2 separate regions of the Homo sapiens genome follow, and region 1 is linked to region 2. The links are chromatin contacts, found by Hi-C or POLR2A ChIA-PET in ENCODE. All regions are on one chromosome and are shown on one strand. The core of a region is the stretch at or near the end of the contact, and the rest is flanking DNA. Distances in the headings are between cores, read along the strand shown. Region 1 holds the start of SLPI (secretory leukocyte peptidase inhibitor). Region 2 overlaps MATN4 (matrilin 4).

Region 1 (4,777 bases), core at 615-3,114, 39 kb before region 2:
GCTTTGCAGAGCACTTTCAATCTCATTATGTACATTTTACCGATAAAGAAACTGAGACTCAGAAAGACACTTGCCCAGGACCCCCACCCAGAGACACTAGAATAGAATCAAAGCCACAGGCGATCCTATGGAAATCCTGGCCCTGAGACCTGGAGAACAGTTCTCTTGAAGGACAAGGGAGTCAGACAGAGGCTGTGCTTGGAGTAGGGTTCAGGAGTCCCCCTGCCCATATGCCTGGGCCTCCAGAGGGTTGAGGCTGAGAGGGCTGGAGGGAGCTCAGTGTGCCCTCATCCCCTGCTTACCTTTCACAGGGGAAACGCAGGATTTCCCACACATGCCCATGCAACACTTCAAGTCACGCTTGCACTGGCCATCCATCTCACAGAAATTGGGGGGGTTAAGCATCAAACATTGGCCATAAGTCACTGGGCACTTCCCAGGCTTCCTCCTTGCTGGGTGAGAGTGAGGCTACCGGTCAGAGGCCTTGTACTTTATACAACCCCTCCCATCCCCACTTTTTAGAGTGAGCCCCTGCTCCAGCTTCAGCAGGGGGGATCATCCCCTCCCCACCTCTATCACCACCACCTTCTCCCTAAGGCGGCCCCCAAACATAGCACCTGGCTCTCCTAGAACTTCAGGCCCCCCATTGATGCAGGTGGCCAGCCACCCAGTGCTGACTAGGTGGGAGGCTTCCAACTACCTGGCTATCTAAATGCCCGCTGCTTCACCAGCTGCTGGCTACCTTCCTGCTTAGGGCAGTGTGACTCACTGACGGATTGACAAGGAGGCCTGGCAGGACCCATCACCCAGTTCCATCCCTCTAATGCTGTGTCCCCAGGCTCACTCCTCTCTACCCAGTTCCCCGACCTGCTTACTTGGGTTTGGGGTGTCAACAGGATCCAGGCATTTGATGCCACAAGTGTCAGGACAACATCTCTTCTTCCCTGGACACTGCCAGTCACTCTGGCACTCAGGTTTCTTGTATCTAAGGCACTGGGCAGATTTCTTAGGAGGACAGACTCCAGCTTTGAAGGCTTTTGAAGAGAAAGTCAAGAGGTCAGGAGGAGGCTGGGTACTGAGGACCCATCATGCCTCCTGAACAAAGCACCACTTTTGAGGGGGAGAGACCCTTACCTCAGTAGCTGTCCACAAAGCCCAAAGGGTCATGCCTGCCTGATCTCCAGGTGTATTGATGGGCTTGATTAAATTAGACAAATGGACAGGGGACGTTTCACACCCAAGAAAAGGGCAGCAGGCTTCTAGTCAAGACCTCCCACCCAAGAGCAAAACAAGGCTACACAAAGGCAGAGAGGAAGGCTGGGAGTGATGGAGATGGAGAGAGGTAAACAAAGATAAATAGAACCAGTGTGAGAGAAGTTGAGAGCTAAAGCCCAAGGCAGAAGCACAGAGACAAAATAGCAGAAGCAAAGACACAAGGAAGCAGAGTCAGAAACTAATGATTTGAGAGTCGCAGACAGGTGAAGAAGAAGGCGGAGTATGAGAGAGAGAGAGAGAGAGAGAGAGAGAGAGAGAGAGTGGGACCTGGGCTGACAGCATGGCTGCATAGAGGAAGCATTTCCAGAAGCTCAAACTGTCACACAAACCTTGGAGCTCAGCCAGACATGTATTCCACCCTCAGGGAGGTCTCCCGAAACTAAGCTGAGGGATCAGAGCCTACAGAAGGGGACACACCCACACCACAAGGAGACCCCACCTCTGACCCTGCAGCCCAGATTAGACCAGAGTGACTCCAACTTACACTTTCCAGAGCCTTCCACAGCCCAAGGTGCCAGAGTTCCCAGGGCAAGCAGCACCAGGAAGGGGAAGAGGCCGCTGGACTTCATGGTGAAGGCAGGAGTGACTCTGATGGCCAATGCCAAACCTCACTATTTATTCTTTCACCAGTGGGTGTGGCCCCACCAGAATTCTTTCGGCCTCTCCCAGCTACTATTGCATAAGCAGGAAACGTAGCCAGAGACCAGAAATCCTGACACCAAGGAGATTGTTTATCTTTCCTATGCCAGGTAAGGCTATGAGGCCAACACAGCAACTATCAGAAAAGAAAGGGAAGAGATTGGCCTGGGAAGTTGGTTGATTAAAGAGGCCATCTCAGTGTCCATCTGAGCCCTAAACATCACAAGATCCCAGGCCATTAGCCTTATAGGTGGAGAGAGGGAAGAAGTGGTCAATTGCAAAGGTGCTACCCGGACCTGGAACTAAAACCAGACACAGACTCCCTGCTGAGACTTTGTGCAATACATTCTATTCTCACATTGCTAATTCTGATTCTCACATTACTGGACTCTCAGGCATTGTGAAACTCTGCTGATTACTCAATGCAGTTTCTTTCTCAAAAGTTCAGCTCGTTCAACCAACTGATACTTAGTTCCCTGAAATATTTACACCGTTATATCCCCAGTGCCTGTTCTGTGCCTGACACAGGAAAAGCACTCACAAATGAAAGCTGAAGAAGAGCTCCGCTCTCCACAAATCTCTCTGGAGCTCAGTTGTCTCAGCTGTGAAATGAAATGATACTAACAAGTCAGCCCTTCTCAGAGGGTTATGAAATTAAGGGCATGAAGGGACTCTGAATGAAAAGAACAAATGAATAGTATCCCTTCCCACTAAAGAGAATTGAAATGAATCTGAGATAAAGGGGGAAAGCAGCTCATCAGTCACTGTAATCTACATTTAGCTGTGAGATAATTTGAGATCTTAGAGGATTGCTTCCTAAAATTCCCCAAAATCCCTTACAGATCTCACATGACAGCAAAAAATTAAACCCATTCTATTTGCTACCCAGTCTGCATAGGTTGCTTCTAATTATAAAGAGAGCGACCATTATCTCTAAAATTCAGCCCATAGCTGAGTGTAGGGTCGCACACTTGCTGTCTCAGCTGCCCAGGAGGCTGAGGTGTATGGATTCCTTGAGAGTAGGAGTTTGAGACCAGCCCTGGCCACATATTGAGACCCCATCTCTACAAAAAAATGTAAAAAATTAGCCAGGCATGATGACGTACGTATGCCTGTAGTCCCAGCTACTTGGGAGGCTGAGCCAGGAGGATCGCTTTAGCCCAGGAGTTTGAGGCTGCAGTGAGCCATGATTGTGCCACTGCATTCCAGCTTGGGGGACAGAGCGATACCCTGTCTTAAAAAAATAAAATAAAATAAAATTCAACCAAAGCTCATCTAGCTACAAACTCCAAGCTCTTGACTCATTATCTTCATGCTTGGAATTCTCCCATTCATTCCTAAGGTGAAGGTTTGTGGAACTTTCCACAGACATGAAAGACCCACTCATTATCAAGTAGCGATGGCCCCACATGAAGTATTTAAGTATTCCACAACCAAACAGGCAACTGGCAGCAGATCCCTTTATACAAAAGTCACTCCATGGTTTGAATTTTGGTGGATCAGAAGACTTGGACATAATCAATCATCAGTCAAATTTTGGTGGAAAAAGAAAAGGAAGAAAATTAATATGCACAAGGTAACTACTATGAGCCAGGTGCATTCACTCTTAGTTGGAGTACTTAGTAGGGTAGGTAAGAGAGAAATGGAGGCTATGATTTCCACCAATGGGTAATGACACTCTCAGGTCAAGATTTTTGTTCTCACTTCCACCACCCAGGGGATAATTTGATTTCTCTCACAGAGTTCCTGTTCTCTCTCTCTCTCTCTCTCTCTGTTTGTTCCTATTTTCCTCAGTGCCACACTCAAGAAATTATCTGGAGTTTTCTAAATATTTATTTCTTAAAGAATGAAAAGGGGCTGGGCACGGTGGCTTATGCCTGTAATCCTAGCACTTTGGGAAACCAAGGTGGGCGGATCACTTGAGGTCAGGAGTTCAAGAGCAGCCTGGCCAACATGGTGAAACCCTATCTCCACTAAAAATACAAAAATTAGCCAGGCAGTGTGGCACACACCTGTAATCCCAGCTACTCAGGAGGCTGAGGCAGGAGAATCACTTGAACCCTGGAGGTAGAGGTTGCAGTGAGCTGAGATTGTACCATTGCATTCTAGCCTAGGCAACAAACTGAGACTCCGTCTCAAAAAAAAAAAAAATTAAAAGGAAAATGCTACAGCTTAAGTTTTTTTTAAATCTGTGATTGACTGATTGCTCAATCTGTGATTGACTGATTAGAGCCAGCTCCTTTCTCATCAGAAAAGAGCCCTGTGCCCAATTAGCAATGTCTTCCATGGGTGTCATAAGAAGATAATAGTATATAATCATTATTATCTTTGACATAATTGGTTCTAAATGTTTACATCATAGAATGTTAAGACTAAAAAGAGGACTTCAAGGGTTTTCTAGATCAGCAAACTACAGTCCTTGGACCAAATCCACCTAGTTACCTGTTTTCATAAAGTTTTATTGGCACATAGCCACACATCCATTAATTTATGTATTGTCTAAGGCTATCTTTCCACTACAATGGCAACAGGGACCTAAAATATTTACTGCACAGCCTAAAATACTTATCGTCTGGTCCTTTACAGAAAATGCTAACCCCTAGACCAAACCCACAGCTTGCATAAAAGAGACTGAATCCCTTAGAAGAAGATCCAGGCCCAAAGCTGCATAGCGGATTAACGACACACACAAGATTGAGCTTTTCTAAAACAGGTTACTCACATGCTGATCCCCAGAACCTGTCTGGTGGAGGACACTTCCACTCCTAACCAAATCTTAACCTGAGACTGACTCATTCAATCTATCTCAAGGCTGGGAGTGGTGGCTCACTCCTGTGATCCCAGAACTTTGGGAGACTGAGGT
Region 2 (4,469 bases), core at 1,461-3,960:
AGGGCTGGTCTTCAAATCCAGGACTATGGGGCCACTGCATGGGAACAGAAGCAGCTTGTAGACTTCGGTGGTGGGGCTGCCAGAGTCGGGGAATTAAGGGAGGACAGGCTCTGCAGCCCAAGTGCCAGATGCCAACGGCCTGCGAAGGCTCTAGGACCCAGCTCCAAATCAGTGCTCCCGGCGCCATCCAGTGGCCATTAGGGAGATTGCAAGAGAAAAAAGCATGAGAAAAGAAACCCCAGAGAAGCCAGTGCCTGCCAACTCCAGGGAAGAGGAAGGAAGGAGCCTGGCCTTTGCCCTCAGTGCCCCCTATCAGTTGACTACCCTGCTCCAGTTTGACCTCCCCACTAGGCTTCTTCCTGGTGCAACTGATGTTTTCTCTCTGTGTGACCTTGGGCAGGCAACTCTGGCCTCTAGGCCTCAGTTTCCCCAACTGTAAAATGAATGGTAAGGCAAGGTGAGGTCACATGCCAAGTCCATAGGTCTTTAGCTCATCTGATCCTCATGGCCAGGTAAGATGATCATTCCCATCCCCCCATACTCCAGTCCCTCCTGACCACGCATAGTTCAAGCTTCACTCACCTGTAAAGTCTTCCATGGCCTCCTGCGGAAATTCCAGCCACCGTTTAAGGATCACCTCTCCAGGATTTCTCCCTCCTCTCATCTGAAGTTCCCTCTTTCTGCAACAGTCAGGTGGACCTCAGCCCTTCTAGCCCGGAGCTTCCTCAGCTCAAGAGTTTTTCTCAATCATCAGTTTCTCCCTCTTCACCAAGCCTAGCAAGGTGCCCGGCACAGAGTACTTAAGAGCAGCTGCTCTGAAGTCAGTCAGCCTGGCTTCAAGCCCCATGTGGTAGGCAGAATGGCCTTCCCCACAAAGATGTACACATTTTAATCCCCGGCACCTGTGATTTCACCTCACACGACAAAAGGGACTTTGCAGATGTGGTTAAGATAGAGAGCTTGAGGCTGGGCGCGGTGGCTCACGCCTGTAATCCCAACACTTTGGGAGGCTGAGGCAGGCGGATCACCTGAGGTCGGAAGTTCAAGTCCAGCCTGACCAACATGGAGAAACTCTGTTTCTACTAAAAATACAAAAAATTAGCTGGGAGTGGTGGCATACACCTGTAATCCCAGCTACTCAGGAGGCTGAGGCAGGAGAATCGCTTGAACCCAGGAGGCGGAGGTTGCAGTGAGCCGAGATCGCACCATTGCACTCCAGCCTGGGCAACAAGAGCAAAAACTCCATCTCAAAAAAAAAAAAAGATAGCTTGAGATGGGATTATCTTTGATTATCAAGGTCATGCCAATATAAACAGAAGGGTCCTTATAAGACAGAGACGGGAAGGTCAGAGTCAGAGAAAGAGATGTGCTGATGGAAACTGAGTCTGAAGTGATGTAGGGCCATGACCCAAGGAATTCAGGTAGCCTCTAGAAGCTGGAAAAGGCCAGGAAACAAAAGCCTCTAGAAGGAATAAAGCCTTGCCAACACATCTTAGACTTCTGACCTAAAAACTGTAAGGTAATAAATGTGTGTTGCTAGCCACTCAATTTGTGGTAACTTATTAGAGCAGCCATAGGAAACATCCTGGTTCAGCTTCGTACTGGTTATGTTACTGTTGGAAACTTAACCTTTCTGTGTCTCAGTGTCCTCATCTGTAAAATGGGGATGATAAAGGCAATAATTCTTATTTCACTGGTTCCAAGTATAAAATGAAAATACCTGCAAATCAGTTACAATAATGCCCAACACTAAATATGTTAGCTGTTACTATAAGAACAGTTAATAGCTACCATTAATTGAGGGATAGGTACAAGGCACATGCCTTAGAAGAATGTCCTTGATTCTCCCCATCACGCTTGGGGGTAACAATTCCAGTCTCCACTTTGCAGATGAGGAAACAAACACAAAATAATTTTCCCCAAATCACTCTAGGACTGGAAGCATTTTAAACTTCGTTGTTTCTTACATGCACTCGGGAAATGGTACTGGTTTGTGTTCTTTGCTGATAGAGGTGTTTTGGGAGGGGTTGATAAGATGACAGAAGGAAGGCCACAGGCTGGACAGACAGGGGTCCTAGCTGATACCTCCTTCTCTTCCTACCTAGTGCAGGAGAGAGTTAAAATCGGTCAAAGCTCATCTATCCACTCCCACCCCATCCATTTAGGGGTTCAATTACTGCCTCTCACTTTCCCACCAACGCCACCCCCGCACCCCTTACCAGCGCTCAGTACTAGCAGCTTTTGAGCCAGATTTGGGGGCATCATGGGATAGGCGTGGCCGGGAGCGAAGCGTTCAGTCCGCTGGGGAATGGAGTGGCGCAGACTTACTCAGACCCCAAGGATTCCTGTTGAGCCCCCTCCCTTCCCGCAGCCTGCATAAGGAGCCATCTGTTCTCGGCTGAATAAACAAGCAGGGGGAAGCAGCGCCGGGTCTCCTGCCCCCGAGCCCGACCCCCGCACAATGCGCCTTTCTCCAAGGAGACGCCGCCCGGGCGCCGCCACAGCACGCTCCGTCTGGCTTCCCCTCCCCCAGGCGGCGCAGCAAGACCCAAAAACGGACCCCGTGGAAATCAGTTTTTTTTATTTTTTTAAGAACACAAACAAGAAATCCAACAAAGAACTGAGCGCAGCACGCGGCGAGGGCGTGCCGGTCTAGCACGTGCCCCTTCCCTCACCACCCGCTATCCCCCTGACGCCGCAGTCCGCCTAATGGTCCGGGCGAGGCCAACTCAGCTCAATGCCGGAAGCCCGCCAGCGCCTCCGCCCCGACAGCCCAAGCCGGACGGGCCCAGGTTCTGCCTGGCCCCGGCGCACCGATGGCGCGCAAGGGGCACCGTCCGTGGTGCCGCGCCCCAGCCCGGGTCTGGGCCGTCCGTGGCCCTCACTTCTGGTTGGCCAGCTGGTTCTCCAGATCCTCCAGGCGCGCCGTCAGCTGGGCCAGTGAGCGGTTAAGGAGGCCGTTGGGGTTCGCCGAGGTCCCTTCACTTTCCCTCCAGCCCGCGCCACCAGCCCCAAAGGATATGGTTCAGCGTCAGGCTCTCGAGCGCCCCCAGCGTGCGGCCCTGGAACTCCACGAGGCTTTCGCATTCGCATGGGCTCCGAAGCTCTGTCCCTGCGCTGATGCCCTCCTCTGCAAGCCGGACACAGAGGGTCAGGGGGATGAGAAATTGCCCTAGCTTTGGCCCTCTGATTTCCCTGCACTGGGCCTATGGTTGAGTATATGGGCTTTGGATTTAGAGAGACCTGGGCTGAGTCCCAAGCTAAGTAGCTGTGAGATACTGAAAAACTCACTAACCTTTCTAAGCTCAGTTTTCTCATCTATAAAATGGATATAATGAAAGAGTGTACGCATTAGTGGCTTCGAGGATTCATTCACCTGTGTACGTGTGTGTGTGTGTGTGTGCTCACGCACAACTTACAAGACTGTTTCTCAAACCTTAATGCTCATTGGAATCATCAGGAGAGCTTGTTAAAATATAGATTCTGCTTCAGAATGGAGAAGAAGCTCAGAAGGTACATTTCTAATAAGCTCCCAAATGATGCTGATGCTCCTGGTCTGTGGACCACACTTTGTGTAGCACTCTCCAAATAAAATTTTATGCAATGATGAAAGTGTTCTACATCTGCCCTGTCCAAAGCAGTAGCTACAAGCCACATGTGGCTGTTTAACACTTCAAATATGACTGGTGCTACTAAAGGACTAAAATGTATTTTATTTTAATCAATTGTAATTAAATAGGTACTGCCTACCTTTTTGAAAAAGCACAGATCTAGAACACTGCCTGGTTCAAGTAAATACTTTACAGCAGGGGTCCCCAATCCCCAGGCCATGGACCAGTACCAGCACATTACATGGACCAGTACCAGCCCATGGCCTGTTAGGAACTGGGCCACACAGCAGGAGGTGAGCAGCCAGCATGCAAGGGAGCTTCATCTGTATTTATAGCTGCTCCTCATTGCTCCTATTACAACCTGAGCTCCTTTCCTGTCAGATCAGTGGCATTGTTAGATTCTCATGGGAGCACAAACCCTATTGTAAACTGTGCATGTGAGGGATCTAGGTTGCAGGCTTCTTATGAAAATCTAATGCCTGATGATCTGTCACTGTCTCCCATCACCCACGGATGGCACCATCTAGCTGCAGGAAAACAAGCTGAGGGCTCCCACTGATTATACATTATGGTGAGTTGTATAATTATTTCATTGTATATTACAATGTAATAATAGAAATAAAGTGCACAATAAATGTAATGTGCTTGAACCATCCCAAAACCATTCTCCCCACCACCATCATGGAAATATTGTCTTCCGTAAAACCACTGCCTGGTGCCAAAAAGGTTGGAAACCACTGCTTTATAGTGTATTTCAACTAGACCAGTGATTCTCAAAGTGTGGTCCTTGGACCAGCAGCATCGGCATCGTGTAGGAATTTATCAAAAATGCTAATTATCAGACAACACCCCAGACTT

The links. A loop is a pair of places that touch in the nucleus more often than their neighbours do. ChIA-PET counts read pairs that join two places held with the same protein, here RNA polymerase II (POLR2A). Pooled maps may share reads with other maps.
Region 1: a loop to region 2 is called in a map of PC-9, with 4 times the contacts of the local background. The contact joins the promoter of SLPI here to the enhancer-like site in region 2. A Hi-C loop is called at or near these places in 6 of 168 maps with a recorded cell type or tissue (Calu3, PC-3, PC-9 and 3 more) and 2 of 50 pooled maps. POLR2A ChIA-PET finds 5 or more read pairs at or near these places in 6 of 52 experiments (A673, GM12878, HCT116 and 3 more).

What each region holds. Positions count from the first base shown.
Region 1 is chr20:45,252,700-45,257,476 of GRCh38, forward strand. SLPI (secretory leukocyte peptidase inhibitor) reads right to left here and starts at 1,865. Exons shown (of 4, transcript NM_003064.4): 1 at 1,760-1,865; 2 at 876-1,034; 3 at 303-452. The coding sequence starts at 1,844. All of the region lies in intron 2 of LOC105372630 (a long non-coding RNA gene), which reads left to right.
Region 2 is chr20:45,290,886-45,295,354 of GRCh38, forward strand. It overlaps MATN4 (matrilin 4), which reads right to left. Exons shown (of 10, transcript NM_001393530.1): 9 at 3,023-3,130; 10 at 2,565-2,940. The coding sequence ends at 2,882. Among named protein-coding and RNA genes, the nearest start is that of RBPJL, 14 kb to the right of the region's middle. RefSeq lists a silencer at 2,943-3,002. Within about 2 kb of position 2,711, at least 15 of the 41 ENCODE cell types and tissues checked have a DNase peak (open chromatin) inside an H3K27ac peak, as active enhancers do; they include A673, where a contact is called at or near this core.